Regions from separate parts of the Homo sapiens genome. Here region 2 is linked to region 1. Evidence: read pairs that join two places in POLR2A ChIA-PET (ENCODE). Cell type or tissue: HepG2. All regions are shown on one strand. Each heading gives the region's core, and the rest is flanking DNA. Links, peaks and the distances in the headings are about the cores only.

Region 1 (15,915 bases), core at 3,889-11,888:
GCACCTGGAAGATTGGGTCACTCCCACCCTCATACTGTGCTTTTCCGACGGGCTTAAAACATGGCGCACCAGGAGATTATATCCTGCACCTGGCTCAGAGGGTCCTACGCCCACGGAGTCTCACTGATTGCTAGCACAGCAGTCTAAGATCAAACTGCAAGGCGGCAGCGAGGCTGGGGGAGGGGCGCCCGCCATTGCCCAGGCTTGCTTAGGTAAACAAAGCAGCCAGGAAGCTCGAACTGCGTGGAGCCCACCACAGCTCAAGGAGACCTGCCTGCCTCTGTAGGCTCCACCTCTGGGGGCAGGGCACAGAAAAACAAAAAGACAGCAGTAACCTCTGCAGACTTAAATGTCCCTGTCTGACAGCTTTGAAGAGAGCAGTGGTTCTCCCAGCACGCAGCTGGAGATCTGAGAATGGGCAGACTGCCTCCTCAAGTGGGTCCCTGACCCCTGACCCCCGAGCAGCCTAACTGGGAGGCACCCCCCAGTAGGGGCAGACTGACACCTCACACGGCCGGGTACTCCTCTGAGACAAAACTTCCAGAGGAACGATCAGACAGCAGCATTTGCGGTTCACGAAAATCCGCTGTTCTGCAGCCACTGCTGTGGATACCCAGGCAAACAGGGTCTAGAGTGGACCTCTAGCAAACTCCAGCAGACCTGCAGCTGAGGGTCCTGTCTGTTAGAAGGAAAACTAACAAACAGAAAGGACATCCACACCAAAAACCCATCTGTAAATCACCATCATCAAAGACCAAAAGTAGATAAAACCACAAAGATGGGGAAAAAACAGAGCAGAAAAACTGGAAACTCTAAAAAGCAGAGCGCCTCTCCTCCTCCAAAGGAATGCAGTTCCTCACCAGCAACGGAACAAAGCTGGATGGAGAATGACTTTGACGAGTTGAGAGAAGAAGGCTTCAGACGATCAAACTACTTAGAGCTACAGGAGGAAATTCAAACCAAAGGCAAAGAAGTTAAAAACTTTAAAAAAAATTTAGACGAATGTGTAACTAGAATAACCAATACAGAGAAGTGCTTAAAGGCACTGATGGAGCTGAAAGCCAAGGCTCGAGAACTACGTGAAGAATGCAGAAGCCTCAGGAGCCGATGCGATCAACTGGAAGAAAGGGTATCAGTGATGGAGGATGAAATGAATGAAATGAAGTGAGAAGGGAAGTTTAGAGAAAAAAGAATAAAAGGAAATGAACAAAGCCTCCAAGAAATATGGGACTATGTGAAAAGACCAAATCTACGTCTGATTGGTGTACCTGAAAGTGATGAGTGATGGGGAGAATGGAACCAAGTTGGAAAACACTCTGCAAGATATTATCCAGGAAAACTTCCCCAATCTAGCAAGGCAGGCCAACATTCAGATTCAGGAAATAAAGAGAACACCACAAAGATACTCCTCGAGAAGAGCAACTCCAAGACACGTAATTGTCAGATTCACCAAAGTTGACATGAAGGAAAAAATGTTAAGGGCAGCCAGAGAGAAAGGTCGGGTTATCCACAAAGGGAAGCCCATCAGACTAACAGCGGATCTCTCGGCAGAAACTCTACAAGCCAGAAGAGAGTGGGGGCCAATATTCAAGATTCTTAAAGAAAAGAATTTTCAACCCAGAATTTCATATCCAGCCAAACTAAGCATCATAAGTGAAGGAGAAATAAAACACTTTACAGACAAGCAAATGCTGAGAGATTTTGTCACCACCAGGCCTGCCCTAAAAGAGCTCCTGAAGGAAGCACTAAATATGGAAAGGAACAACCGGTACCAGCCACTGCAAAATCATGCCAAATTGTGAAGATCATCAAGACTAGGAAGAAACTGCATCAACTAATGAGCAAAATAACCAGCTAAAATCATAATGACAGGATCAAATTCACATATAACAATATTAAGTTTAAATGTCAATGGACTAAATGCTCCAATTAAAAGACACAGACTGGCAAATTGGATAAAGAGTCAAGAACCATCAGTGTGCTGTATTCAGGAAACCCATCTCATGTGCAGAGACACACATAGGCTCAAAATAAAAGGATGGAGGAAGATCTACCAAGCAAATGGAAAACAAAAAAAGGCAGGGGTTGCAATCCTAGTCTCTGATAAAACAGACTTTAAACCAACAAAGATCAAAAGAGACAAAGAAGGCCATTACATAATGGTAAAGGGATCAATTCAACAAGAAGAGCTAACTATCCTAAATATATATGCACCCAATACAGGAGCACCCAGATTCATAAAGCAAGTCCTGAGTGACCTACAAAGAGACTTAGACTCCCACACAATAATAATGGGAGACTTTAACACCCCACTGTCAACATTAGACAGATCAACGAGACAAAAGTTAACAAGGGTACCCAGGAATTGAACTCACCTCTGCACCAAGCAGACCTAATAGGCATCTGCAGAACCCTCCACCCCAAATCAACAGAATATACATTTTTTTCAGCACCACACCACACCTATTCCAAAATTGACCACATAGTTGGAAGTAAAGCTCTTCTCAGCAAATGTAAAAGAACAGAGATGATAACAAACTGTCCCTCAGACCACAGTGCAATGAAACTAGAACTCAGGATTAAGAAACTCACTCAAAACCACTCAACTACATGGAAACTGAACAACCTGCTCCTGAATGACTACTGGGTACATAACGAAATGAAGGCAGAAATAAAGATGTTCTTTGAAACCAACGAGAACAAAGACAAAACATACCAGAATCTCTGGGACACATTCAAAACAGTGTGTACAGGGAAATTTATAGCACTAAATGCCCACAAGAGAAAGCAGGAAAGATCCAAAATTGACACCCTAACATCACAATTTAAAGAACTAGAAAAGCAAGAGCAAACAAATTCAAAAGCTAGCAGAAGGCAAGAAATAACTAAAATCAGAGCAGAACTGAAGGAAATAGAGACACAAAAAACCCTTCAAAAAATTAATGAATCCAGGATCTGGTTTTTTTGAAAGGATCAACAAAATTGATAGACCCCTAGCAAGACTAATGAAGAAAAGAGAGAAGAATCAAATATATGCAATAAAAAATGATATTGTGGATATCACCACCGATCCCACAGAAATACAAACTACCATCAGAGAATACTGCAAACACCTCTACACAAATAAACTAGAAAATATCGAAGAAATGGATAAATTCCTCGACACATACACCCTCCGAAGACTAAACCAGGAAGAAGTTGAATCTCTGAATAGACCAATAACAGGCTCTGAAATTGTGGCAATAATCAATAGCTTACCAACCAAAAAGAGTCCAGGACCTGATGGATTCACAGCCGAATTCTACCAGAGGTACAAGGAGGAGCTGGTACCATTCCTTCTGAAACTATTCCAATCAATAGAAAAAGAGGGAATCCTCCCTAACTCATTTTATGAGGCCAGCATCATCCTGATACCAAAGCCTGGCAGAGACACAACCAAAAAAGAGAATTTTAGACCAATATCCTTGATGAACATTGATACAAAAATCCTCAATAAGATACTGGCAAACCGAATCCAGCAGCACATCAAAAAGCTTATCCACCATGATCAAGTGGGCTTCATCCCTGGGATGCAAGGCTGGTTCAATATACGCAAATCAATAAATGTAATCCAGCATATAAACAGAACCAAAGACAAAAACCACATGATTATCTCAATAGATGCAGAAAAGGCCTTTGACAAAATTCAACAGCCCTTCATGCTAAAAACTCTCAATAAATTAGGTATTGATGGGACATATCTCAAAATAATAAAAGCTATCTATGACAAACCCACAGCCAATATCATACTGAATGGGCAAAAACTGGAAGCATTCCCTTTGAAAACTGGCACAGGACAGGGATGCCCTCTCTCACCACTCCTATTCAACATAGTGTTGGAAGTTCTGGCCAGGGCAATTAGGCAGGAGAAGGAAATAAAGGGTATTCAATTAGGAAAAGAGGAAGTCAAATTGTCCCTGTTTGCAGATGACATGATTGTATATCTAGAAAACCCCATTGTCTCAGTCCAAAATCTCCTTAAGCTGATAAGCAACTTCAGCAAAGTCTCAGGATACAAAATCAATATACAAAAATCACAAGCATTCTTATACACCAATAAAAGACAAACAGAAAGCCAAGTCATGAGTGAAGTCCCATTCACAGTTGCTTCAAAGAGGATAAAATGCCTAGGCATCCAACTTACAAGGGACCTGAAGGACCTCTTCAAGGAGAACTACAAACCACTGCTCAATGAAATAAAAGAGGATACAAAGAAATGGAAGAACATTCCATGCTCATGGGTAGGAAGAATCAATATCGTGAAAATGGCCATACTGCCCAAGGTAATTTATAGATTCAATGCCATACCCATCAAGCTACCAATGATTTTCTTCACAGAATTGGAAAAAACTACTTTAAAGTTCATATGGAACCAAAAAAGAGCCCGCATTGCCAAGTCAATCCTAAGCCAAAAGAACAAAGCTGGAGACATCACGCTACCTGACTTCAAACTATACAACAAGGCTACAGTAACCAAAACAGCATGGTACTGGTACCAAAACAGAGATATAGATCAATGGAACAGCACAGAGCCCTCAGAAATAATGCCGCATGTCTACAAAGATCTATCTGATCTTTGACAAACCTGACAAAAACAAGCAATGGGGAAAGGATTCCCTATTTAATGAATGGTGCTGAGAAAACTGGCTAGCCATATGTACAAAGCTGAAACTGGATCCCGTCCTTACACCTCATACAAAAATTAATTCAAGATGGATTAAAGACTTAAATGTTAGACCTAAAACCGTAAAAACCGTAAAAACCGTAGAAGAAAACCTAGGTATTACCATTCAGGACATAGGCATGGGCAAGGACTTCATGTCTAAAACACCAAAAGCAATGGAAACAAAAGACAAAATTGACAAATGGGATCTAATTAAACTAAAGAGCTTCTGCACAGCAAAAGAAACTACCATCAGAGTGAACAGGCAACCTATACAATGGGAGAAAATTTTCGCAACCTACTCATTTGACAAAGGCTAATATCCAGAATCTACAATGAACTCAAACAAATTTACAAGAAAAAAACAAACAACCCCATCAAAAAGTGGGCGAAGGATATGAACAGACACTTCTCAAAAGAAGACATTTATGCAGCCAAATAACACATGAAAAAATGCTCACCATCACTGGCCATCGGAGAAATGCAAATCAAAACCACAATGAGATACCATCTCACACCAGTTAGAATGGCAATCACTAAAAAGTCAGGAAACAACAGGTGCTGGAGAGGATGTGGAGAAATAGGAAAACTTTTACACTGTTGGTAGGACTGTAAACTAGTTCAACCATTGTGGAAGTCAGTGTGGTGATTCTTCAGGGATCTAGAACTAGAAATACCATTTGACCCAGCCATCCCATTACTGGGTATATACCCAAAGAACTATAAATCATGCTGCTATAAAGACACATGCACACGTATGTTTATTGCAGCTCCATTCACAATAGCAAAGACTTGGAACCAACCCAAATGTCCAGCCATGATAGACTGGATTAAGAAAATGTGGCACATATACACCATGGAATACTATGCAGCCATAAAAAATGATGAGTTCATGTCCTTTGTAGGGACATGGATGAAATTGGAAATCATCATTCTCAGTAAACTATCGCAGGAACAAAAAACCAAACACCGCATATTCTCACTCATAGGTGGGAATTGAACAATGAGAACACATGGACACAGGAAGGGGAACATCACACTCTGGGGACTGTTGTGGGGTCGGGGGAGGGGGGAGGGATAGCATTAGGAGATATACCTAATGCTAAGTGACGAGTTAATGGGTGCAGCACACCAGCATGGCACATGTCTACATATGTAACTAACCTGCACATTGTGCACATGTACCCTAAAACTTAAAGTATAATAATAATAAAATGAATTAAAATAAAAAAAAGAAACCATATTAAATTGATAGCCTTTCTAAGGGTATTTTTTCTATTGATAAAAGGATACACTGATTATGTAACAGGAATATTACCAAGTGTGTGACATTTACATTTTGCAGAGCATAATAAAAGGCATTTTAAATTTAAGAAAAAAAACAAAGACAACAGCAACAAAAAACAAAACAACCAGATGTGCATTCTTGCCCAAATAAGCCAACCTAAGTCAGCTTGATTGTGGACAATAGAGTCAGTTGGAGTGTGAGAACAGTTTTACTCTGGGACTGATACCATAAAAAACAGGCTGCTCTGTAAAGTGTACACCCCTCAGGTATCAGGTGACACAAGTCAGGCACTGCCTCAAAAGTGAAAGGTTGCAAACAGTGACAAGGGAATGGAAATAGATTAGATGTGGATAATGGAGGCATTTGTTCTTCTACAACCTTCTGACAAACATTCATTTTGGTATCTACTGGTTATGCACAGAAATTTATTGAAATTATTAACATGGAAGGCCTTTCTTTGGGCATAACAAACCACTATTTGTTCACCTAATTATACTGGGAATTTAGGGATATATTTCAGTGCATTTTACTTTAGATAAAATCTTTTCATTTCTTATGGAACACAGAGAAATCATCATGAAATTCTAAGTGGATAAAGTGGAAACAAAGACTCTATTTGTGCAAGTTGAGTACATGGGAATGTAATTAGCATTGTAGATAGTATAAATACGCATGTCCATATGCTGTGTCATTAGCTGTGCGTGCTGAAGCTATGTCACCTCATTCGTAGTCCCTTTCACACATAAACAGAAACTTGAATGTTCACTTAGAAAAAAGCATATTTTCTGTAATTACCACTCAAATGTTTCTTAGGTGTCTTCATTGCCCAGCAAAGTCAGAAGTGTGCCCAGTGTGATAAATCATTAAACTTCTTTCTTATCCAAGTAGCACTGATTTAGAATGAATCATGTTTTCAAACAATGTGTTAATAATCCTATCAGCTCTCTGAAAAAAATTAGATTATAATCCTCATTTAACAAATGAGGAAAGGGAAGCAAAGAGTTTGACAACTGTCTATGAACTCAGTGAACAAAAGCCACACTTGTTGGCAATAAGGCTGGCTGTTTCCTCCTGGACCACACAGTTGACATCCCGGTTGGGATATGTCAAGTCCGGAAGCGGTATGTCAAGTCCGGAAGCAGGAGCTATAAGCAGGGTAATGAAATGGCTGCTTTGCCTTTCAGATGGGTCTAGAGGTCAAGTTAGTTTATTTGTTTTTAATTTAGCTGAACTCATAGGCTGGTTGAAAGATCCCTTTGTTGGTAGCGATCTTTTGAATAGCCACATAAACCTTTTGGTCTCTCTCTCGCTTTACTCCAACCCCTTCTCCCATTTGCAGGATTAGAAAAGCACTTGGGAAGCCCATTAATCTTGCCGGCGTTGTCAGGAGTGATCAGCGAGTTTTATTAAAAGCCCTGGGATTGCCTGAAAGGCCCCCTTGTCTGACTTTGAAATGAAAGGGGCATGTTAAGATCTCGGGGCACATTGTCAGGACCCCTCACCCTGCCCCTTGGACTATGAGCTGACCCTCCAGGAGGAAGCACAGAAGCCCTCCTTTGTTAAAGGGATTTCGCCGGTGGACAGAGAAGAGTTGGGCCCTGTCAGCATGAACTCTCTGAGTTGGGGGGCTGCGAATGCCGTGCTGCTGCTGCTCCTCCTGGCCTGGGCCAGCCCCACCTTCATCAGCATCAACCGCGGGGTGAGGGTGATGAAGGGCCACTCTGCCTTCCTGTCAGGAGATGACCTGAAGTTTGCCATCCCTAAAGAGAAAGATGCCTGCAAAGTGGAAGTTGTGATGAATGAGCCAATAACCCAGAGGGTTGGGAAACTCACTCCACAGGTAGGTCCTATCTGCGATTTTCTGTTCAGTCGTGTGTATGAATGCAAGTGTATGAAAATGTGTGGGGGGACAGAGAACAGATGTAAAATGTCTCCCCTCAAGCCATCAAAGACGAGTATTAGAAGATGTTCACATTTGAAATGGTGGACTTGCAATTAGTAGGCATAGTATTGCGCTGCTTTTCTATGTGAGGTGAAACCTATTTTTAAACATTCTTGGCTGACTTCAGATTACAAGCCTGAAACCAGCAGGATTTAATCCTGATTATAATAACATTTATAGAGGAAATCAGGTTCAAACTAATATGGATGCATGTAATTTTTTTCTTAATAATGCACTGTTTCAGTAAGTCTTTCCAATTTCTCCTCTTTCCTGAAGATAACTCTGGTATATCTCACCAGCTGCTTGACCTTATAGAGTAGCTAATTATACAGGAAAAAGCGCAAAGCATCATGTAAGAGAATTACATTGGAGTTATTCCTGCCCCGAGTTATCACATCCATTGCCAGTCAGAGTGGCTTTGGATAAGAGATCAAGATTTCAAGACATTTTTAGGACATACCTGTGACCTTAGCATAGCAAAGGTAAAACTTGAAGATGTTTCATCTATTAACATCACTTAAACATTTTTTCTGAGTAAGGGAAAAGAAGTAGAAAAGAGATGTGAAGATACTTCACTTTAAATATTCACTGTTCTTTGAAATTATCTGCTTAATTTTTTTCCTTTTAATCAAAATCTTGGAGACCTTTATATTTAAGGGTATTCTATTGTCAATCTTCTTGTAGAGTGAAGAGTTACCTCCTAATTCATTGGGTTTAAAAAGTCTATATTCTCTAACACTGTTTTTGCTTAAAGTAGGAGTTACCACTATACATAATTTTAAAAAATTGCTTCTGATTTTATTACTTGTTCCCACTGTCCTGTAACTTTGCTCCCAGTGCAAACAATCTTGAGAATATTCAACACTAGATGCTGCTGCTGCTTCTGGAAAAATGGACCATTCTCTTTTGCTGAACTATGAACTTTATTTCCTTTTCATTTGGCTAAAGAAAACTAATCCACGAGGTTATTGAAAAGTGGTACTAGGTATTACAGAGAGAGAAAAAAAGACTTAGATGGATACTAGCTCAACTGGTGTCTCTAGACACTCCATTTACCACACTTCAAGTTATAGACCCATTCTGAAACACATCAGAATTCTTTGGAAGAGGGTCTCACTTTGCAGGTATTTCTGATGTGGTAGTAACCAAATGTCTCTGCCTAGTTGCTTGTAAGATTTTATCGTCAGTCAAAGAGCTTTAGATGGGTATCTAAAACATGTTAGAATTCAACAATGGCTCCACATATTAGCCATTGTATTCCCAAGTGTTTGGTAGTTGCAGTGTCTCCTCAGTTACTCCCAATTATACTTGCATTCTGAATGTGTTTTGATTGGCACTTACGAGTCAGGGAAAAAGAAGATACCTGGGATTGCTCATACTAGAACCCCAATGTGCTACATAGGATGAGGAAGCAATACAAATAAGCTCAGGAGTGGGTGATAGAGACCCAACTACAGGGACTGGGGTCGAAAGGAAAATGCAGGCTGGTTGCAGTAGCTTACGCCTGTAATTCCAGTACTTTGGGTGGCTGAGGCGGGTGGATCACTTGAGTCCAGGAGTTAGAGACCAGCCTGGTCAACATGGTGAAACTCCATCTCTACTAAAAATACAAAAATTAGCCAGGCGTAGTGGCACATACCTGTAAGCCTAGCTACTCGGGAGGCTGAGACACAAGAATCGCTTGAACCCGGGAGGCGGAAGTTGCAGTGAGCCAAGATAGTGCCACTACACTCCAGCCTGGGTGATAGTGTGAGACTCTGTCTGAAAAAAAAAAGAAAGGAAAATGCAGCCTGTAGAGTTTTGAGAGAGGGTAAAATAGGACACCTGATCCTAGAGGACTGGGGTGTTTGATAAAGCAGGAACCCAGGGCTGTACTGGCACATATGGGTGTCTTATAAAGACTGGTGATTGATAATATGGTACCTCTTCCAATCAATATATTTTTAAAAATCATTCAACATTTATTTAGAAGTGGGCCTGAGTATATTGTGAAAAAGAGAAGAAGGAAAATTCCCACTGGTAGCTCGCAGGAGCAAGCTGTCTAAGCTGTCTTCCAGTTTGGACCTCAAGCATGCATGCCCAACTGAGCAAAACAAAAGCCCTGCAGATGACCAGATTCTCCTTAGTAGGCAATTTGGAGATAATCTATTGTTACCTAAGCCAGCCTCTGAGAGCTCTCCTCTCCCTACCTCAAATGGCCTATGACTCCTTACCGTATATGGCAGTCTCTCTGAGAGAAATAAAATTGTCCCCATTATATATCTTTAGTGATGTTTTAATGGTCCTGATTGCTTGGCCTGCTCCAAGGCACTGAGGAGCAAAAAGGGATCCAAGTGACTAGAACTAGGTAAAAAACATTTGTTCACAAGAATCAAGGATTGGAATAGGCCTGCAAGTCATCTCCATCTCACACTCTCTGATTTTAAGGTAAAACTCCAGTTACTAGAAAGACAGTATAGAGGAGAAACCACAAATTGCCTTGGTTGCTGAGAAACACCTCTGAATATACTGATTCCCTAGCCTGCTATTGCTCATTAAGAAAAAGTAGAATCAAGTCATGAATACTTAGTGTATGTATTTCCAGAGGCAAATATGACATCTCAAATGGATTTATAGCCTCTAAAGTCGGTATGGGATTTATATCTTCTAATATTTATTCTGTGGTAAAGGAGTTCATTAAAATATGGAGTTTCAGTACTTTTTTTGGCCAAATATTAAAACTGTGTGTGAGAGAAATCTATATCATGGGAGAACTTTGTTTCTCAAACTGCCAGGTGATTGTTCCTATTTGTTATTCTCATAATTTCAACAAAAACAAGATTCCTAAGTCTGTTTTGTTTTGTTGAATTTGTGCTTGGTTTTTAACGCAGGCTGGTTCAGTCCTTCCCTAGGGGTTCGTTCCTTATGGAGTTTTAGAAATTAAGCATAGCTAAGTGCATGTGCACACACACACACACACACACACACACACACACACACAGCCTAAACATTATTCTTTAATAGAGCTTAGTAATAAGCTGAAAGCCAAGCTTATGTGAACCCATTTCTAGCAAGACGACTGTATTAACAACACCCTGCTGTGTAATGAACAGTTTCATGTGACTTGCACAGAAAATGTTTTGTTTAACATCTGTTCAATTAGTGTTTTCATTTCATTACTGAAGTTTGTCTTAGGATCAACAGGTTCATTTTCCTGTTGAATATTTGGAAAGGGATTTCAGTTGATGCACACCAGTGCCTTCTGTTCAGATAACCCTCTTGATATAGTCAATTAGATGAGGTTGATGGCAATATGTTTTCCTCATGTTTTAGGACAAGACTCCCTCACACATGGCACTTCTCACACCTAGCCCAAAGCAAGAAATTTGCTGGGTGGAAAGCACCCCAGGTTAGCACTAAACTTGCTTTTTTGAATAGGAAATATAGCGGTAAGAAAGTATCTCTACTTTGAACCATTTTACTGTCATTAAAGTGAGTAATGAGCTAGGAATGTGTGACAATTTAATTATAAATTGTAATTGAAAAGCAGTTGAAGTGGAAAAAAACAAAGCTAGACAGTAATTAGAAAAGGATTTAGCTCTCCTTTGTTTTAGTTAGTAAATTTATGGACAATTATGGTTGTCGCCTTTTATAAAAGGAAAACATATTATGAAACATAAAACAGATGTTTCTTTTAACAAAGCAGACTGTCTCTTTATTACCATGACTATTTGTCAATGATATGGGGAAGGTCTTTGCTTTATCTCCTTCCTAGTTGTCAATTTAAAAGAGGAATCAATGATATCTGCGGGAAAAGAAAATCGTTTGTATTAGTGGTAAAGTCTTCTCTGAGTGAATTATGTTGTCTGAAAATGTTTGAGGCTGTGAAAAGGTACAGACGAAACACCACGAACACAATGGTGGACATGCGTGCATACCTCAAGGGTATTAGAACTCTACCAGAGTCAGATTGGGCAGAATGAAGGGCATGATATGGGTGGGAGAGATGATTCTTCCTCTAAAAATCAGGTTCCCAAAATATAACAGTTAACAATCTCCTAATAATTCTGAGTGAGTTGAGACAGTTCATTATAATTTTATTTGAATAGAGGAAATTGCTTTTAGATTTCTGTTTTTCTCATCTGCCATTTCTGCTATTGCCTAACTAATGAAAGCAGTTTTTTGCAAGTATGCAAGACACAACTCTGGGTCATGTTAGGCTCTGATTAACCACAGTAGTGTCCATAGTCAGTGGCTTCATCTTTGAATATGAGAATACTATTCGGAAAAAAAAAGAAATGAAAGGAGAACACAGATATACAGAAAGAATACAGTGTGTTTGTGGGTGGGTTAAAGCATGCCTTTTCATGCAGACACACAGAAAGAACTCTCTAACTCAATTGCTGTGAACCCCTGAAAGGGGTAAATAAAATTTCGAAAAATGAAAGTATGTTTTAAATGCACTCTAGGTGGTAAAAAGACACTTATTTAGAGACGTAATCATCCCTTAACTAATTTTCTTGAACTGCTTTGGTTTTCACAACTTAGATATTCTCAAAACAAGAGACAGCTGTATAAGTAGGATGGTGACTGGGTATGGGGGTAGGGTAGAGGTGGTGGTGGTGAAGACACACACACTCACACACATACACACATTACTAACAGAGCATATTTTCTCCAGGCAGTGCTCTCCTGGCAAAATGTTAAATCTTGTACCAATTTTCTCATAGATATTTATCCAATTCTTCATGTGAACTAGGTCTTTGACTGCCATTTCCTTCCCAACGAAGTCAAGTATGTTCACAATGGTTGTCCAATTCTTGATGAAGACACAGTGAAGCTCAGACTTTACAGGTAAGCGGCACGGGAACATCGCTCATTTGCTGCCAAGTAACCATTCTGTGTTCTTATGAGGGCTTTTCTTGTGGATATGTATTGTCATGAGGGGAGTTAATAGATTCCAGACAAGAAAGTAATCAACAGAAACTGGAGGCCTGAGTGGATCAGGCAAGATTTGTAGCCAACTTTCAGTTATTTCCACTTGTGTCATCTTCCCTAGGATTCTTCTGTGGCAAATTTTTAGCCGTATCCTGTTTCCCTCTAGTGTCCTTATATAGGTATCTCTGGTGTTCCAACCCACCACTTATGGTAGAAAATGGAAATTATAAACTACAAATTCTTAATGAAAATCAGGGAGAAAATATATTCCAAAAATGAATGAAATTCTTCTTTTTTGTTACCAGCTGTTTAGTTACAGAAAGTGCAATATCTTCCATTTTTAAACATATTAAATATTTAAAATTCCTTTTTTTTTTTTTTTTTGAGACGGAGTCTTGCTCTGTCACCCAGGCTGGAGTGCAGTGGCGCAATCTCGGCTCACTGCAACCTCTGTCTCCCAGGTTCAAGCTATTCTCCTGCCTCAGCCTCCTGAGTAGCTGGGACTACAGGCGCCCACCACTACGCCCGGCTAATTTGTTGTATTTTTAGTAGAGGTAGGGTTTCACCGTGTTAGCCAGGATGGTCTTGATCTCCTGACCACATGATCTGCCTGTCTCCGCCTCCCAAAGTGCTGGGATTACAGGGATGTGCCACCATGACTGGCCTAAAATTCTTTAAAAATCAACTATGGAGTTAAACATGGAATGACCGTAGGAGACAGCAGTTCTTCTCCTACGCATATATATAAGAAAAATGAAAACTTATGTTTTACATAAGAACTTGCACTTAAAGTTCAATGCAACATTATTCATAACAGCCAAAAAATGGAATAAATCCAACTGATGAATGGATAAACAATATGTGGTATATTCATGGAATGGAATATCATTCAGCCATAAAAAAACAACGAAGCACTGATAAAGGCTACAGCATGAATGAACCTTGAAAACATTATGCCAAGTAAAAGAAGCCAGGCACAAAGTGTCACATATTGTATTGTTCCATTTGTATGAAATGTCTAGAACTGGCAAATTCACAGAGACGGAGAGTAGATTAGTGGTTGCCAGAGGCTGGGGAAGGGAAATATGTCTCTTTTGGGGTTGATGAAAGTCTTCTGGAATTAGGTAGTCATGATGGTTGTACAACCTTGGGACTACACTAAAAAACTCTGAGTTGTATATTTTTAAAAGATGAACTTTGTGGTATATGAATTATATCCCAGTGAAAATTAATTTTAAATTTAAGCTCACGATTATGGTATATCTGACTTCATAAAAGTCACTGAGAACTGATGTATGTGGAGTAGGCCTTTATAGGGTTTTTTATTTGGTTTTTATTGCTTTTAAGAATATTTGGTTAGATATGTTGGTGTGAATTTCCTTTAAGCATTAGACTAATGTAAAAGACTTTTGTACAAGACATTGGAACAGTGAACCATTCTACAAACATTTATGACCACCTATTACAGGCCAGGCTGTACGTTGAGCATAATCAACAAAAGGATGAGAATACACAGATTATTTTAGTGCTTGTAGTCTAAGGCAAAAGATGAGCAGGTAATTATGATGCAGAACAAGCGCCAAAAGAGAGTCACAAAATGCTGTGTTGAGAAAATGAAGCGGCACTCAAGGATTCCTTAGGAAGATATGAAATCAGCATACAGGGCCATTTGATCTTTCTAAGACTTTAGAGTTAAAAAACAAATAACTTCAAAGAACTTGCGCGGAGCGGGTGGGAAGGGTAGTGGGGAGTTGCAGGGAACATGGGGATGGTTAATGAGTACAAACAGTAGTTAGAATGGGTAAGACCTAGTATTTGATAGCACAACAGGGTGACTACCGTCAGTAACAATTCAATGGCACATTTTAAAATAACTATAAGATTATAATTGGATTGTTTGTAACAAAAAGGTTAAGAGGGCCAGGCGCAGTGGCTCATGCCTCTAATCCCAGCACTTTGGGAGGCTAAGGTGGGCAGATCACCTGAGGTCAGGAGTTTGAGACCAGCCTGGTCAACATGGCAAAACCCCATCTCTACTAAAAATACAAAAATTAGCTGGGAGTGGTGGCAGGCACCTGTAGTCCCAGCTATTCGGGAGGCTAAGGCAGGAGAATCTCTTGAACCTGGGAGGCAGAGGTTGCGGTGAGCCGAGATTACAGCACTGCACTCCAGCCTGGGCAACAGAGTGAGACTCTGTCTCAAAAAAAAAAAAAAAAAAAAAGGATAAATGCTTGAGGGAATGCTCAATAAATGGATACCCCATTTATTAAGATGGGATTATTACACATTGCTTGCCTGTATGAAAGTATCTCATGTACCCCATTACATATATATGTGTACATATATGTATATACGTGTATATATGTGTATATATGTATATATATGTGTATATATGTATATATGTGTATATATGTATATATGTGTATATATGTATATATGTATATATGTATATATGTGTATATGTGTATATATGTATATATGTGTGTATATATGTGTATATATGTGTATATATGTATATGTGTGTATATATGTATATATGTGTATATATGTACATACATGTGTATATACGTATATATGTGTATATATGTATATATGTGTATATATGTATATATATGTGTATATATGTTTATATATATGTGTATATATGTATATATGTATATGTGTATATATGTATATATGTATATATGTATATATGTATATATGTGTATATATGTATATATGTGTATATATATGTATATATGTGTATATATGTATATATGTGTATATATGTGTATATGTGTATATGTGTGTATATGTGTATATATGTGTATATGTGTATATGTGTATATATGTATATATGTGTATATATACGTATATATATGTGTATATATACGTATATATGTATATATACGTATATATGTATATATGTGTATATATGTATATATGTGTATATATGTATATATGTATATATGTGTATATATGTGCATATATATGTGCATATATATGTGTATATATGTGTATATATGTGTATATATGTGTGTATATATGTGTGTATATATGTGTATATATGTGTGTATATATGTATAT
Region 2 (15,915 bases), core at 4,390-12,389, 94 kb before region 1:
TGGATTCAGTTTGTCAGTATTTTATTGAGGATTTTCACATCGATGTTCATCAGGGATATTGGCCTAAAATTCTCTTTTTTTGTGGTGTCCTTGTCAGGCTTTGGTATCAGGATGATGCTGGCCTCATAAAAATGAGCTAGGGAGGATTCCCTCTTTTTCTGTTGATTGGAATAGTTTCAGAAGGAATGATACCAGCTCCTGTTTGTACCTCTGGTAGAATTCGGCTGTGAATCTGTCTGGTCCTGGACTTTTTTTGGTTGGTAGGCTATTAATTATTACCTCAATTTCAGAGCCTGTTATTGGTCTATTCAGAGATTCCACTTCTTCCTAGTTTAGTCTTGGGAGGGTGTATGTGTCCAGGAATTTATCCATTTCTTCTAGATTTTCTAGTTCATTTGCATAGAGGTTTTTATAGCATTCTCTGATGGTAGTTTGTATTTCTTTGGGATTGATGGTGATATCCCCTTTATCATTTATTATTGCATCTATTTGATTCTTCTCTCTTCTTTATTAGTCTTCCTAGCAGTCTATCAATTTTGTTGATCTTTTCAAAAAAGATCATTGATATTTTGATTCATTGATATTTTGGATTCATTGATATTTTGAAGGGTTTTTTTGTGTCTCTATCTCATACAGTTCTGCTGTGATCTTAGTTATTTCTTGCCTTCTGCTAGCTTTTGAATTTGTTTGCTGTTGCTTCTCTAGTTCTTTTAATTGTGATGTTAGGGTGTCGATTTTAGATCTTTCCTGCTTTCTCTTGTGGGGATTTAGTGCTATAAATTTCCGTCAACACACTGCTTTAAACGTGTCCCAGAGATTCTGGTACGTTGTGTCTTTGTTCTCATTGGTTTCAAAGAACATCTTTATTTCTGCCTTCATTTCGTTATGTACCCAGTAGTCATTCAGGAGCAGGTTGTTCAGTTTCCATGTAGTTGTGCGATTTTGAGTGAGTTTCTTAATCCTGAGTTCTAATTTGATTGCACTGTGGTCTGAGAGACAATTTGTTGTGATTTCTGTTCTTTTACATTTGCTAAGAAGTTCTTTGCTTCCAAGTGTGTGGTCAATTTTAGAATAAGTGTGATGTGGTGCTGAGAAGAATGTATATTCTGTGGATTTTTGGTGGAGAGTTCTGTAGATGTCTATTAGGTTTGCTTGGCGCAGAGCTGAGTTCAAGTCCTGGATATTCTTGTTCACCTTCTGTCTCAGTGATCTGTCTAATATTGGCAGTGGGGTGTTAAAATCTCCCATTATTATTGTGTGGGAGTCTAAGTCTCTTTGTAGGTCTCTAAGGACTTGCTTTATGAATCTGGGTGCTCCTGTGTTGGGTGCATATATATTTAAGATAGTTAGCTCTTCTTGTTGAATTGATCCCTTTACCATTATGTAATGGCCTTCTTTGTCTCTTTTGATCTTTGTTGGTTTAAAGTCTGTTTTATCAGGGATTAGGATTTCAACTCCTGCTTTTTTTTTTTTTCGCTTTCCGTTTGCTTGGTAGATCTTCCTCCATCCCTTTATTTTGAGCCTATGTGCATCTCTGCACGTGAGATGGGTCTCCTGAATACAGCACACTGATGGGTCTTGACTCCTTATTCAATTTGCCAGTCTGTGTCTTTTAATTGGGGCATTTAGCCCATTTACATTTAAGGTTAATATTGTTATGTGTGAATTTGATCCTGTCATTATGATGTTAGCTGGTTATTTTGCTTGTTGGTTGATGCAGTTTCTTCCTAGCCTCGATGGTCTTTACAATTTGACCTGTTGTTGTAGTGGCTGTTACCTGTTGTTCCTTTCCATGTTTAGTGCTTCCTTCAGGAGCTCTTGTAAGGCAGGCCTGGTGTGACCAAATCTCTCAGCATTTGCTTGTCTGTAAAGTGTTCTATTTCTCCTTCACTTATGAAGCTTAGTTTGGCTGGATATGAAATTCTGGGTTGAAAATTCTTTTCTTTAAGAATGTTGAATATTGGCCCCCACTTCTCTTCTGGCTTGTAGAGTTTCTGCCGAGAGATCTGCTGTTAGTCTTATGGGCTTCCCTTTGTGGGTAACCCGACCTTTCTCTCTGGCTGCCCTTAACATTTTTTCCTTCATTTCAACTTTGGTGAATCTGACAATTTTGTGAATTTTGTGTCTTGTGGTTGCATTTCTTGAGGAGTATCTTTGTGGTGTTCTCTGTATTTCCTGAATTTGAATGTTGGCCTGTCTTGCTAGGTTGGGGAAGTTCTTCTGCATATTATCTTGCAGAGTGTTTTCCAACTTGGTTCCATTCTCCCCGTCACTTTCAGGTACACCAATCAAATGTAGATTTGATCTTTTCATATAGTCCCATATTTCTTGGAGGCTTTGTTCATTTCTTTTTGCTCTTTTTTCCCTAAACTTGTCTTCTCACTTTCTTTCATTAATTTGTTCTTCATTCACTGATACCCTGAGGAGCTCATACTCCAGGCATTTATTTAGTATAGAATTAACAACAGAAGCTTTGAGTAAACACACTTGTGGATAATTAACATGGTTAAGAGAGTAGTTTTACAAATGTTTAAAGCTCAGGTACCAAGGTCTAAAGTAAATACCATCGGGGGCAGTTTCCCTGGTCTACCTCCCCGCCAGAGGGCCATCTGGCTCAAAGGTTAGTTAATGGAGGTAGGGTAAACAGACTTACCTGGGGAAGCCTCTGTTGTCCCTAGTATTTGCCCTATGACCTAATGCTCTAAGGTGAGATCCGGCTGCCTTCAGCCTGTTCAATTAGTACAAGTTAGGTAACCTTTCGACCTTCCAAAAGGTTTGTGACTCTTCCCTGTAACTTTCTCTAATATTTCCCTTTAATATTTCTGCCACCATCCTGAGTGATTCCCAACGGGAGAGGATGATATTACTCCCAGTATTGCAGGGGTGTCCACCTCCCATGTGATATTGTTCCTAATATTCGAGGGGGGAGTGGATAATATTACTCTCAGTATTGCAGGGGGTATACACTTTCCAGCGATATTGTTTGTACTATCCAGAGGAGGGGGAAATGACATTTCTCCCCAAATCACAGAAGGGGTAGACTCCTCTGTGATATTGTTCTTAATATTGAGGAGGAGTGAGGATGTTATTGCTCCCCCTATCGGAGGGGGTGTGCCCTTCTCTATGATATCATAATATCCAGGAAGGGATATGATACCTAGGGGGTTAGAGGATAATATTATTCCCAATATTGCTGCAGGTGTACAACCCCCTGTGATATTGTTCATAACATCCAGGGAGAAAGAGGATAATATTACTCTCCATATTCCAGGGAGTGTACCCCCTCCTGTGATATTGTTTGTAACATCCGGGGGGAAGAGGATGATGATATCACTGCAAATATTGCCGGGGATTTACACCCCCTGTGTTATAGTTTGCAATATCCAGAATGGGAGAGGATGATATTTCTCCCAATATCGCAGGGGATGTACACCCTTCTGTGATATTGTTCATAATATCCAGGGGGAAACAGGATGATATTACTCCAAATATGGCAGAAGGTGTACAGTCCCTTGTGATATTGCTCGCAGTATCTGGGAGGGGGGAGGATGATATCAATCCCAATATCGTAAGCACCCTGTGTGTACACCCCCCTGTGATATTGTTTGTACTATCCGTGGGGTGAGAGGATGATACTACTCGCAATATCTCAGAGGGTGTACATCCTTCTGAGGAGAGGATGATATTACCCCCAATATTTCAGGGGATTTACACCCTTCTGTGATATTGTTCCTAATATACAGGGGCAAAAAGGACGATATTACTCCCAGCATCGCAAGGGTTATACACACTTCCTGTGATATTGTTCCCAATAGGTGGGGGTGGGGACAGGATGATATTACTCCAAATATCGCAGAGGGCGTCCACTACCTCTTGTGATATTGTTTTTAATATCGAGTGGGGGGAGAGAACAATATTACTCCCAATATCGCAGAGGGTGTACACCCCCACTGGAATATTGTTTCTAATATCCAGGGGCTGAGAGGGTGATATTAATTCCAATATCACAGAAAGTGTACACCCCCTTTGTGATATTTTTCCTAATATTAAGAGAGGGAGAGGTTATTACTTTCAATATCACAGGGTATGCACAACCCTGTCTGATATTGTTTGTAATATCCAGGAGAGATAGAGGATGAAGTTACTCTCCATATTAGAGAATGTGTACACCCCCCATGCGATATTGTTTCTAATAACCATGAGGGTGGAGGATGATATTCCTTACAATATTGTATGGGGTGTACACCCTCTCAGTGATATTGTTTCTAATATCCATGGGGGAAGAAGATGATATTACTTTAAATATTGCAGAAGGGGTAAACAACCCTGTGATATTGTACCTAATATTCAGAAAGAGAGAGGATGATATTACTCCCAATATCACAGCGGGTGTACCCCTCTCTGTGATATTGTTCTACATAGCCAGGGTGGAAAAGGATAATATTACTCCCCAAATAGCAGAAGGTGTACACCCCGCCCCCCATGGTTTTGTTCGTACTATCCTGATTGGGAAAGAATGACATTTCTCCCAATATCGCAGAGGGTGTACACCCCCCTGTGATAATATTCCTAATTTCCACGGGCAGAGAGGATGATATTACTTTCAATGTCGCAGGGGGTGTACACCTTTTCTGTGATGTTGTTCCTATTATCCAGGGAGGGAGAGGATGATATTACTACAAATATCGCAGAAGGTGTACACCCCTTTTGTGATATTGTTTCTAATATTCATGGGGGAAAATGATAATATTAATCCAAATATCGCAGGGGCTGTACACCGCCCCTGTGATATTGTTTCTAACATCCAGTAGGGGAGAGGATGCTATTACTCCCCATGTCGCATGGGGTGTACACCCCTGCTGTGGTATCGTTTCTAATATACAGGGGGGGAAAGGAATTTATTATACCCAATATTGCAGCAGGTGTACACCCCCCATGACTTCATTTCTGATATCCAGGAAGGGAGAAGAAGATATTACTACCAATATGGCACAGGGTGTACACCCCACCTGTGATATTGTTCCTAATATCCAGGGGGAGAGAGAATAACATTACTATTAATATTGCAGGGGTTGTACACCCCCTTGTGATATTGTTCCCAGTATTCAAAAGGGAGAGCCTGATATTACCCCGAAAATCGCATGGGGCGTCAACTTCCCCTGTGATATAGTTCGTAATATCCAGAGGGGGAGAGGATGATATTATTCCTAATATCACAGGGGGTTTACATCCTGCCCCCATAATATTGTTTTTAATATCCAGGGAGGGAGAGGATGGCATTACTCCTAATATTGAGGGGATTGTATACCGCTTTTGAGATGTTGTTTCTAATATCCAGAAAGCTAGAGGATGATATTACAAGGGGGTTTATACCCTCCTTGTAATATTGTTCCTAATATTTAGAGAGAGAGATGACAATATTATTCCCAGTATCGCAGGGGTGTACACCCCCCCATGATATTCTTCCTAATATCCAGGTGGGGAGAGGATGATATTACTCTCAATATTGCAGGGTGTACATGCCCCTGTGATATTGTTCTTGAAATCCAGGGGGGAAGAGGATGATATTACACCCAATATCTCAGGGGGTGTACATCCGCTCTATAATATTTTTTCTAATATTCAAAGGGAAGAGGATGAAATGATTCCCAAAATCACAGGCGGTGTACACCCCCTTTGTGCTATTGTTCCTAATATCCAAGGGGTGAGAGGGTGATATTAATTCCAATATTGCAGAAAGTGTACACCGCCCTTGTGATGTTTTCCCTAATACTCAAAGAGGGAGAGGGTGATACTACTTTCAGTATTGCAGGGGCTGTACAACTCCCTGTGATATTGTTTGTAATAGCCAGGAGGGAAGAAAATGAAATTACTCTTAATATTGAAGAAGGTGCACACCCCCCCATGGTATTGTTTCTAATAACCATGAGGTAAGAGGATGATATTCCTTCCAATATCACATGGGTTGTACACCCTCCCAGTGATATTGTTCCAGTATCCAATGGAAGGAGGATGACATTACTCCCAATATCACAGTAAATGTACGTTTCCCCTGTGATATTGTCTCTGATATCCAGGGGGGTACTGTATGATATTACTCCCAATATCGCAGAGGGTGTACACACCCTCTGTGATATTTTTCCTAATAACCAGTAAGGGAGAGGATGTTATTACTCCCAGTATCGCAGGTGTACATCCCCACCGTTGTATTGTTTTTAGTATTCAGGGAGGAAAGAATGATATTACTCCCAATATAGCAGGGGGTGTACACCTCCCCTGTGACATAGTTCCTAAAATTTACAAAAGGAGAGGATATTATTCCCAATATGGCAGGGGTGTATACCCTCCTTGTGATACTGTTCATTATATTTAAAACGGGAGATGACAATATTACTCCCAATATCACAGGGACTGTACAATCCCCTTTGTGATATTGTTCGTAACATCCAGGTGGAGAGGGGATGCTATTAATCCCAATATCGCAAAGGTATACACCCCCTCTGATATTGTTAATATCTGGGCGGGGGGAGAGGATAATATTACTCCCAGCATCGGGAGTATACACCCAGTGATAGTTCTTCTAATATCAAGGTGGGGAGGGGGTGATATTAATACTAATATAGAAAGAGGTGTACACCCCTCTGTGATATTTGTCCTAATATCCAGGGGAGGAGAGGATGATATTACTCCCAATATCGTGGAGGGTGTACGCCTCTTTTGTGATTTGTTTTAATATCTAGGGAAGTGAGAGGATAATATTACTCCCAATATCGCAGGTGCTGTACACCCTCCTCTCATATTGTTCATAATTTCAAAAGGGGGATATGATATTACTCCCAATACTGTAGACACGCTGTGTAAACACCCCCCTTATCGGGGTGGAGAGGGAGGTGATATTACACCCCATATGGTGGGAGGTGGACACCCCCTGTCATATGGCTCATAGTATCCAGAGAGGGAGAGGGTGGTGATATTATGCTCCATATGGCTGAGGGTGGACACACCCCTGTCATATGGCTCGTAATATTCAGGGAGGGAGAGGGGGTGATATTGTGTCCGGAATTGGTTCCTTCCGGTGGGTTCTTGGTCTCGCTGACTTCAAGAATGAAGCCGTGGACCCTCACGGTGAGTGTTACAGTTCTTAAAGATGGTGTGTCTGGAGGTTGTTCCTTCAGATGTTCAGATGTGTCCGGAGTTTCTTCCTTCTGGTGAGTTCATGGTCTTGCTGGCCTCAGGAGTGAAGCCACAGACCTTTGCCGTGATTGTTACAGCTCTTAAAGGTGGTGCATCCTGAGTTGTTCCTTCCTCCCGGTGGATTTGTGGTCTTGCTGGCTCCAGGAGTGAAGCTGCAGACCTTCGCAGTGAGTGTTACAGTTCTTAAAGGTGGTGTGTCCTGAGTTGTTCATTCCTACCGATGGGTCTCTGGTCTCGCTGGCTTCAGGAGTGAAGCTGCAGACCCTCCCCAGTGTGGCCTAGGGAAATGAGAGAACCTTGTATAGAAATCTACTAAGGATAGTTTTGAGGTCAGATTGACCTGAGTTTGAGTATTCTTTCTGTTGCTAACTAGCTGTGTGACCTCCAAAAAGTTACTTAACTTTTCTAAGCCTCTATTTTGTCATCTGTAAAATAGAGATAATTATAGTACCTACTTCACTTGGTTGTGATAAAGATTAAGGAGTTAATTTCCTTGAAATCTAGCATAGTGCTTGGCAAAATGTAAGGCTGTTTTTATGTTAAGTCATTAACTGATTTCGCAGCATAGAAGCTGGCATTTTTGTGATTAAGATATGAAATTCTGAAGCAATACAGCAGAGATTGGTTTAAGGTCATAATGTAGGTGACAAATTCCCTGCCTTCCACCATTTCTGAGTAGTCTTTCTACTGTGAAGGGGTTTTCACTTGTCAGTGTGGAAACACAATGGCCTGGGACCTCAATGGGAAGCCCCTTCAAGCCCTGAGACATGGTATCGTGGGGGAGTAGGAGTTCTGAATCCCATCCATTGTGTTCAGCTGAGCTGCAAACAGGAAATATTGTGGTCAATCTTGTAGAATTAAAACCAGGGATCCTTATTAATATGGATATTCAAGATGTTGAAGTCATAGTCCTGGGGGAGGAACCGGGAACACTCATAATCCCTTTGAAAGCATTTGTTGTGTACAATTTATTTGTGGTTATAGCAGATGGTATCTAGAGGATGCTGAAAATGGGAACCTCTGGATTCACTCCTATTACCTGGTCTCCTAATTTTTGCCACCTGTCCTCTCTTCACTGAGTTCCCTGTGCTAGTCATACCTGCTCCATAATGGTTTAACCAGGTCAGTCTGAGTGACAGCAAAAACCGCAATTGTTGTTTGTGGCACTCTGCCTAACAGTGTACTCATCAGAGAGTTGATTTCTCCCCAGAAACAGAACACAGGACTATTTGGTTCTTCTGGCCTAAGGCTTAAAAAGTTCTGAGCGTGGGGCCCAGGACCTTTGGCTCTGATTTGGATCATCTCCCTTATGGAAATCTTTCTGAAATAGGACTGGTTTTTTGAAGCTCTTTGGACTTCCTGTCCATAGCAATTTTTTTTCTTGTTTATTACTCATTCATTGATAAATAATCAAAACCTACATCCAAAGCACCCTAGAAAAATGAGGCTTTCTAGTCCCTACAATCAAGGAGTGAAAATCGAATTGCAGAGATGAAACAAGCTGATTTGTGTATCTGTGCTGGATATGTGGGGACTAACTCTGTCAGTTAACAAAGTGAAGGATGCATGTCATTCTAAGGTTTCAATGGTCTAGAATCTAAAGATCTTGTGGAGATGTTACCATTAGAGGATCTTGACTGCGAGTTGTCCAGGTTCTTAGTGTTTTGAACAAAGAATTGGACAAAACACCCAGCAAAGCAAAGGAAGAAGGAAGCAATGAAAGAAGAAAGCAGGGACTTACTGAAAATGAAAGTACACTCCACAGTGTGGCAGAAGGCCTGAGCAGTGGCTCAAGGTCCAAGATACAGCATCTTCTCGGCTTCAAACACCCTCTACAGGTTTCCCATTGGCCCCTTGGTGGTCACCTCATGTAGATGAAGTGGTGGCCCGCAGTCAGTCTGATTGGTTGTGCAAAGCAACCAATGAGAGGCTGAATTAAAGTTACAAAGGTCACACTCCTGTGCAAACATCTGATTGGCTGCAAAAAGCAATCAATCACAGGGTAAGGTGAAGTTACAAAGCTGCACTTCTATGCAAACGAAGAGTTGGCCTGCCGTCAGTCTGATTGGTTGTGGACAGCCAATTTCCCATTTGCTGCGGAGCAAAGGTGGGGGTTTGCAAAGGGAGTAGCCTCTTGTCCTTTTATTACTTAGGCATGGAAAGTAAGGGTTTTCCTTTCAATTTGGTTCTAGGAAGTCTGTGTGAAATGGCCTTAGGTTCCCTGCCTCCAGATCCTATTCTCCTGCCTCAGAGAAACCTGATTTGCCATCTTGCTGAGTGAAACTGAGCGATGTAACAATGATGATGATAATGATAACATCTGGGTTCTCTGTTGTTTACCCAGTGCACATCTCAGATGTTCTACGTATAATCTTTAATCTTCACAACAAAAGTATTATTATTATTTCCTTTTCACAGATGAGGAAAACATCTCAGAGAAGTTGAGCAATTTGCCCAAGGCCACACAGCAAAAAGTGGCAAAGCCAGGGTCGGTGATTCATGAAATGTGCTGCTTCCTATTTGTGTTATGTTAGGCATGATTCACACCCTTTGGAGATTCCATTTCGTTTTCTGTAAGATGAAATCAAAAGGTAATTGGTTTGTCATAAGTATTAAAAGAATTAATATATCTGCCCAAGTGCAGTGGCTCACACCTGTAATCTCAGCACTTTGGGAGGCTGAGACAAGAGGACCGCTTGAGCCAAGTTCAGCCTGGGAAACGTGGCAAGACCTTGTCTCTACTGAAAATGAAAAACATTAGCCAGGCGTGGTGGCATGTGCCTGTAGTCTCAGCTACTTGGGTGGCTGAGGCGGGAGGATCACCTGAACCCAAGAGGTTGAGGCTACAGTAAGCTGTGACCATACTACTGCACTCCAGCCAGAGCAACAGAGTGAGACCTTGTCTCAAAATACATACATACATACATACATACATACATACATACATACATACATGTAACAGGGCTTGGAAAACTGTAGAGTACTATCAACAGGTAGCTTAATATTATAAAGAATATTTACAGATAGTTCCTTGAGTTTATTTTGGGCTGTTTCATGGCAAAGAAAACCTGTGTTCTTTATGTTAGAATGTGTTGGTGATGCATTTCTCTGTATCATTAGCAATTTCTGTTATATTTGCCACCAGGAGGGCTGGGCCATTCATCTGAAAAGCATTTACTGAGGTCCTTTACGTATGGAGCAAAATGTCAAGCTGGGTGCTGGCACCTGATGGGGCACATGCAGTCATGACTCCTCTTCCTGAAACTTGTAGCTCCATGGGGGAATTAGCAGTAGATACACGAACATACAAAAAAATACATGATCGCAAATCTTCATGAGTTCTCTGAGGGAAAAACGCCATTATGAGAAAAAACTAGTGGGGGTGGTATAGTTGAAATGGACCAAGAAAGTAATTTTTGGGTAAGTGCTAGATAAACTGAAACTTGAAGGATAAGTAGGAGTAAACTTGGGGTAGTTCAGACAGAAAAACACTCCCAGCATAAGGAAGAGCAAATTGCAAGGGCCAGGGTAAGGAAATAATAATACTTAATCATAGTAATTATAAAAGTTAACATTTAGTGAACTCTTATTATATGCCAGATACTATATTAAGTGCTTTACCATTATTATGTCATTTAATCCTCAAACACTTTCTGGGGTAAATGTTATGCTTTTTTAGAAACAGGGTCTTATTCTGTCACCCAGGCTAGAGTGCTATGGTACAATCATAGCTCACTGCAGCCTCCAAGTCCTGGGCTCAAGTGATCTTTCCATCTCAGCACCCCAAGTAGCCAGGAATACAGGTGCACACCACCATGCCCAGTTAATTTTTAAAATTAAATATTTTGCAGAGATAGGGTCTCACTATGTTGCCCAGGCTGGTCTCAAAACTCTTGGCCTCAAGCAATTATCCCACCTCTGCCTCCCAAAGTGCTGGAATTACAGGTGTGGGCCACTATGCCTGGGCCAAAATACTATTTTTATTCCTATTCTACAAATGAGTAAAGCTGAAGCTGGAGAGATTAAGCAATTTATCTAAGGTCATATAGTGTGTAAGTATTGGAATGGGGGTTCAAATTCATGCAGAATGATCAAAAAACTTTACTTTCTAAACCATAGTCTTAGTTCAGTTAAATAACTCAGTCTGTCAGTTCATCTGTTAGAGTTCAATTGCAGAAATAGAAGCCATTTTAGCTAGTTTCAGGAAGAAGAGATTTATCAGGTACTCAGTGGTTTACTAAGCCATTGCAAGAGCAGGAGGGGAAACCCTAAAGCTGAGAGTGTAGGCAGAGCTTCCAGAAAATCTGCTCTTAGCATTTCCTGGAACCATACTGTTTCTTCTGTGATTGGGAAAGCTGCTAATACTGCAGCAAACCACCAAATCTGGAAGCCAATGACTGCAGATCCACACTGATTCTGGTCAACAAAATGTACACATCATCTTGTCTCTCTCTTTCCCCTACTAAACTCAGGCCCAAAGCTAAGTCTCAGACAGGTGCTTCTAACTGGCAGAATTAAATCACATGCTGGTCTCTAGCTGCAAGGAGGATTGGGGGAAATGTGGTTCTTAGCTTTCCTGCAGTGCACCCCATGAAGCCAGAGTGCAGGGAGCCACAGGGAAGTTAGAGAGGCAGATAGAACCACATCATGAAAGGCTGTAGTGGTAAGGAATTAATATTCCATGTGGAATACAAGGATGAGCAGAGGACTAATGTAGTCAGATGGTTTTTAAAGATAACCTGGCTGATGTGTGGAAATGTATGAGAAGGGACAGGAATGGGTGCAAGGAGACCATTTACAAGATATAAGATGGAAAGAAGTTGACAGATTTTAAAATATGTTTTGGATTTTAAATCAACACGATATGAAGTTGAGTTAGATGTAGGGAGTAGGAAAAGAAGGGCGTCAAGAATGATTCAGACTTCAGGCTTGAGAAACTGGGGAGAGGCCGTAGCATCTGAGGAAAGGCTGGGGAGTGGCTTGGTTGGGTGAACATTGGGGGAAGACTTGGAAAATTAAGAGTTCTGTTATGGACATCTAAAGTTTGAGATATCTCTCAGATATAGTCGTGGAAATGTTAAATGGGCAGTTGTAGATTGTTCTGGAGCCCAGAGGATCAGGACTGGAGATAGAACTTTTGGAGGCATTGGCATATTTATTTAAAATTATGGGATTAGATGGAATTCTCTATGCACAGGGTAGTGTAAGAAAAGGAGTAGGCGTAGGACTGAGTCCTGAGCCACTCCCACAGTTTGGGTGGAAGAGGTGGGGCCAGCAATTGAGAGTGACAAAGAATCTGAGAGATGCGAAGAAAAAAAAAGAAGAGAGTGTGGAAAAGATTATGTGCTTGACCAAACTTTAATCCGGCTCCTGAACCTTTGTTTGAACCCATCTCTGTAATTATAAAGTCCAATTTTAGCAAAACCCCTTCCATGCCAGTTTATTAAGAACCCCTCCACCCTGTCCTCCCTATCTGATCACCTTGATATCTATCTAATCCTCCTATCCTCCACCATCCCCCAAGTGATGTCTGATCACCTTCCTTTGTCTTTAGCAAGATTCCTATTAGTTAGGTATAGCCAGAGTCCCCTTTTCCCCAGTGCTCCCTGTTAGTAATTTTCCATCCAGAGACCCTCACCCTGCTCCTTGGCTGTGAATTCCCAGTTGCCTATATTGTGTTTGGAATTGAGCCCAACTCTACACCGAGATTCCTTTCCCCCTATTGCAATAGTCCTGAATAAAAGCTGTTTTTACTGCTTCAACTACTATCCAGCTCTGGTTTTTCTTTGACAAGTGCAAGGAAGTGAAGAGAGTGTTTCATAAAGAAGAAGGTTGTTTTTTGAGAAAATAATTGTTCATTGGATTTGAGAAAATGGAGGTCTCTGGTGCCTTTTGGTGATTTGCAGAGGACTGAAGAGCGAATCAGAGGAGAGGAAGTGCAGAAAATGTTTGCAGACAACATATTGTGAGAGTACTGTCTGAGAAAGAGAACAGATGATGAGGCTGTGCACTTACAGGACTGTGGGGTCAAATGGGGGGTGGTTTGCATGTGTTTTGAGCTGGGAGATACTGGAGCATATGCAATGCTGATGGGGAGCAGAGAAGATTCTGCTGGATGGGGAACAAGAAACTGAAGGAATGAGCTTTCTGTAGTGAGAGAGGGAATAGGATCTTGGCCCAAAGCATGAAGTGGCCTTTGATTCTCTTAACAGGAAGGAAGTAACAAGAGGTAGCCATGGACACAGATGGGCTGGGAATTTGGTGGCGAAAGGATGCTGGAAGGCTTGGCTTCTCCCACTGAAGCATGAGGCAAGGCTGGGGTATCAGTAAGTTTCAGTAGAGTTTCCTGGTCCATCTGTCTGAAGAGTCAGAGCTTTGGGGCTGGTACAGTCTCAATGGCTGCTTGCAGCTTTCTGGCCAGAATAACACACGGCTCTTTGTTTGATATTTGGGTAACTTATGGATCACTCTGGTGCCTGGCCCTAAAATGATTCTGTTATGATATGAATTATCCTTTCCATGTCTAGAAACCAAAATTACCCAGCAAAACCCCATACTAATGCAATTTAAGTTTCTTTTCACAATCACACACAGTTATCATATATTGTGTCCACCATGACTGCTGCATACTCCCATTTTAATGGGAGAGGTAGAAATATAAACATAAAAATAGAATATGCAAGGTGAGAAAGTGAGAAGTCCCGGGGGATGAGGGAGTCAATGTAAGGTGTCTACAGAACAAGGAGGAAACCTAACCTATTTATTTCCAAGCATATTTTGGCCTCTAGTTTCTAAGTTCTCCCCAGAATCCCCAGCCACATTTGTCATGGTATCTTTCTTATTTCCTGGTGGGGAAACTCCTCCTCTAAGAGTGGTGGAGATACTCACTAATGAGAAATATGAGATATTAGCAGCAGAAGGCAAGCATTAGAAAGAATCTCCTGACAGTGGGTCCTAATAATGACAGACTATATCTCAAAGAGGAGAATAAAAAATCACATCCCCTGAGGCATTTAAGACCAAACATAGCAAATAGCTAGACTATATAGGGTGTGTGCACTTTTCCCTGCCTCCAGACAAGATGTTCAAATGACTGTTTCCAATTGGAAGTTTCCAAGATACTATGATTTAGCTGAAAGGCCTATGTGAGTTGTGATTAGATATGAAATAGGACACATGGTTTGCTTTATAATCCACTGAAGCTCTGATAAAGGCCAAATGTTTTGGAGGCTGTTTTAAGTTCTGGCAAAGGTCATGAGGCTGGAACAGCCAGGCAGCTCAGGCGAACTTTATTAAAATATCAGTTCTTATTTCCCTCTCCGGAGTAGAAGAAAGTGTGGGACAAAGAACTGGAGGAGCTTAGGTAATTATGTTTTGTTTATTTTCTCCATTCTCTTTCTTTGTTTCATTCATCAGTCTTTCTTAGAAACCACTTCCGCTATTATATTAGCAGTTTGCTTGCTAACTTATCAATCGATGTTAGGAAGACCATCTCTTCCTAATGCTATCTCATTCCAGTGAGTTTGACCTTTTTTTCCTCCTTCCTCTTTCCTATAACATTTGGCTTTTTACTTCTCTGCCCCTTTCAGAAGATTTGTCATTGTTTTATATGTGGATTTAAAAAAATTCTTAGTTTTTTGTTTTGTTTTGTTTTTTTAGTGTTTTCTTTCTGTTTCTTTTCTTTTTTTATTTTACTTCAAGTTCTGGGATACATGCGCAGAACATGCAGGTTTGTTACATAGGTATACACATGCCATGGTGGTTTGCTGCACCCATCAACCCATCATCTACATTAGGTATTTTTCCTAATGCTAATCTTCCCCTAGCCCTTCACCCCCTGCAGGCCCTGTTGTGTGATGTTTCCCTCCCTGTGTCCAAGTGTTCTCATTGTTCAATTCCCACCTGAGAGTGAGAACATGCAGTGTTTGGTTTTCTGTCCTTGTGATATTTTGCTGAGAATCATGGTTTCCAGCTTCATCCATGTCCCTGCAAAGGACATGAACTCATCCTTTTTTATGACTGCATAGTATTCCATGATGTATATATGCCACATTTTCTTAATCCAGTCTATCATTGATGGACATTTGGGTTGGTTCCAAGTCTTTGCTATTGTGAGTAGTGCCACAATAAACATGTGTGTGCATGTGTCTTTATAGTAGCATGATTTATAATCCTTTGAGTCTATACCCAGTAATGGGATTGCTGGGTCCAATGGTAATTCTAGTTCTAGATCCTTGAGGAATCGCCACACTGTCTTCCACAATGGTTGAACTAATTTACACTCCCACCAACAGTGTAAAAGCGTTCCTGTTTCTCCACATCCTCTCCAGCACCTGTTGTTTCCTGACTTTTTAATGATTGCCATTCTAACTGGTGTAAGATGGTATCTCATTGTGATTTTGATTTGAATTTCTCTAATGGCCAGTGATGATGAGCTTTTTTTCATGTTTGTCGGCCACATAAATGTCTTCTTTTGAGAAGTGTCTGTTCATATCCTTCTCCCACTTTTTGATGGGGTTGTTTGTTTTTTTTCTTGTAAATTTGTTTAAGTTGCTTGTAGATTCTGAATATTAGCCGTTTGTCAGATGGATAGATTGCAACAATTTTCTCCCATTCTGTAGGTTGCCTGTTCACTCTGATGATAGTTTCTTTTGCTGTGCAGAAGTTCTTTAGTTTAATTGATCCCATTTGTTAATTTTGGCTTTTGTTGCCATTGCTTTT

Evidence for each region. Peaks named below come from ENCODE experiments on the same cell type or tissue, not always from the same donor. Only the 100,000 strongest peaks of a DNase experiment are listed, where the experiment ranks them.
Region 2: POLR2A ChIA-PET joins it to region 1 with 12 read pairs; 4 of 35 experiments call an interaction of 5 or more read pairs at or near these places.

The regions. Positions count from the first base shown.
Region 1 is chr9:14,860,659-14,876,573 of GRCh38, reverse strand. It overlaps FREM1 (FRAS1 related extracellular matrix 1), which reads left to right. Exons shown (of 37, transcript NM_001379081.2): 2 at 7,330-7,830; 3 at 12,671-12,765. The coding sequence starts at 7,597. Among named protein-coding and RNA genes, the nearest start is that of FREM1, 42 kb to the left of the region's middle. In HepG2, for the core only: no CTCF peak of the experiment used is centred there; a DNase peak (open chromatin) is centred at 7,233; H3K4me3 peaks cover 4,694 bases.
Region 2 is chr9:14,954,828-14,970,742 of GRCh38, reverse strand. No RefSeq gene overlaps it. Among named protein-coding and RNA genes, the nearest start is that of FREM1, 52 kb to the right of the region's middle. In HepG2, for the core only: a CTCF peak has its summit at 8,953; a DNase peak (open chromatin) is centred at 9,112; H3K4me3 peaks cover 1,436 bases.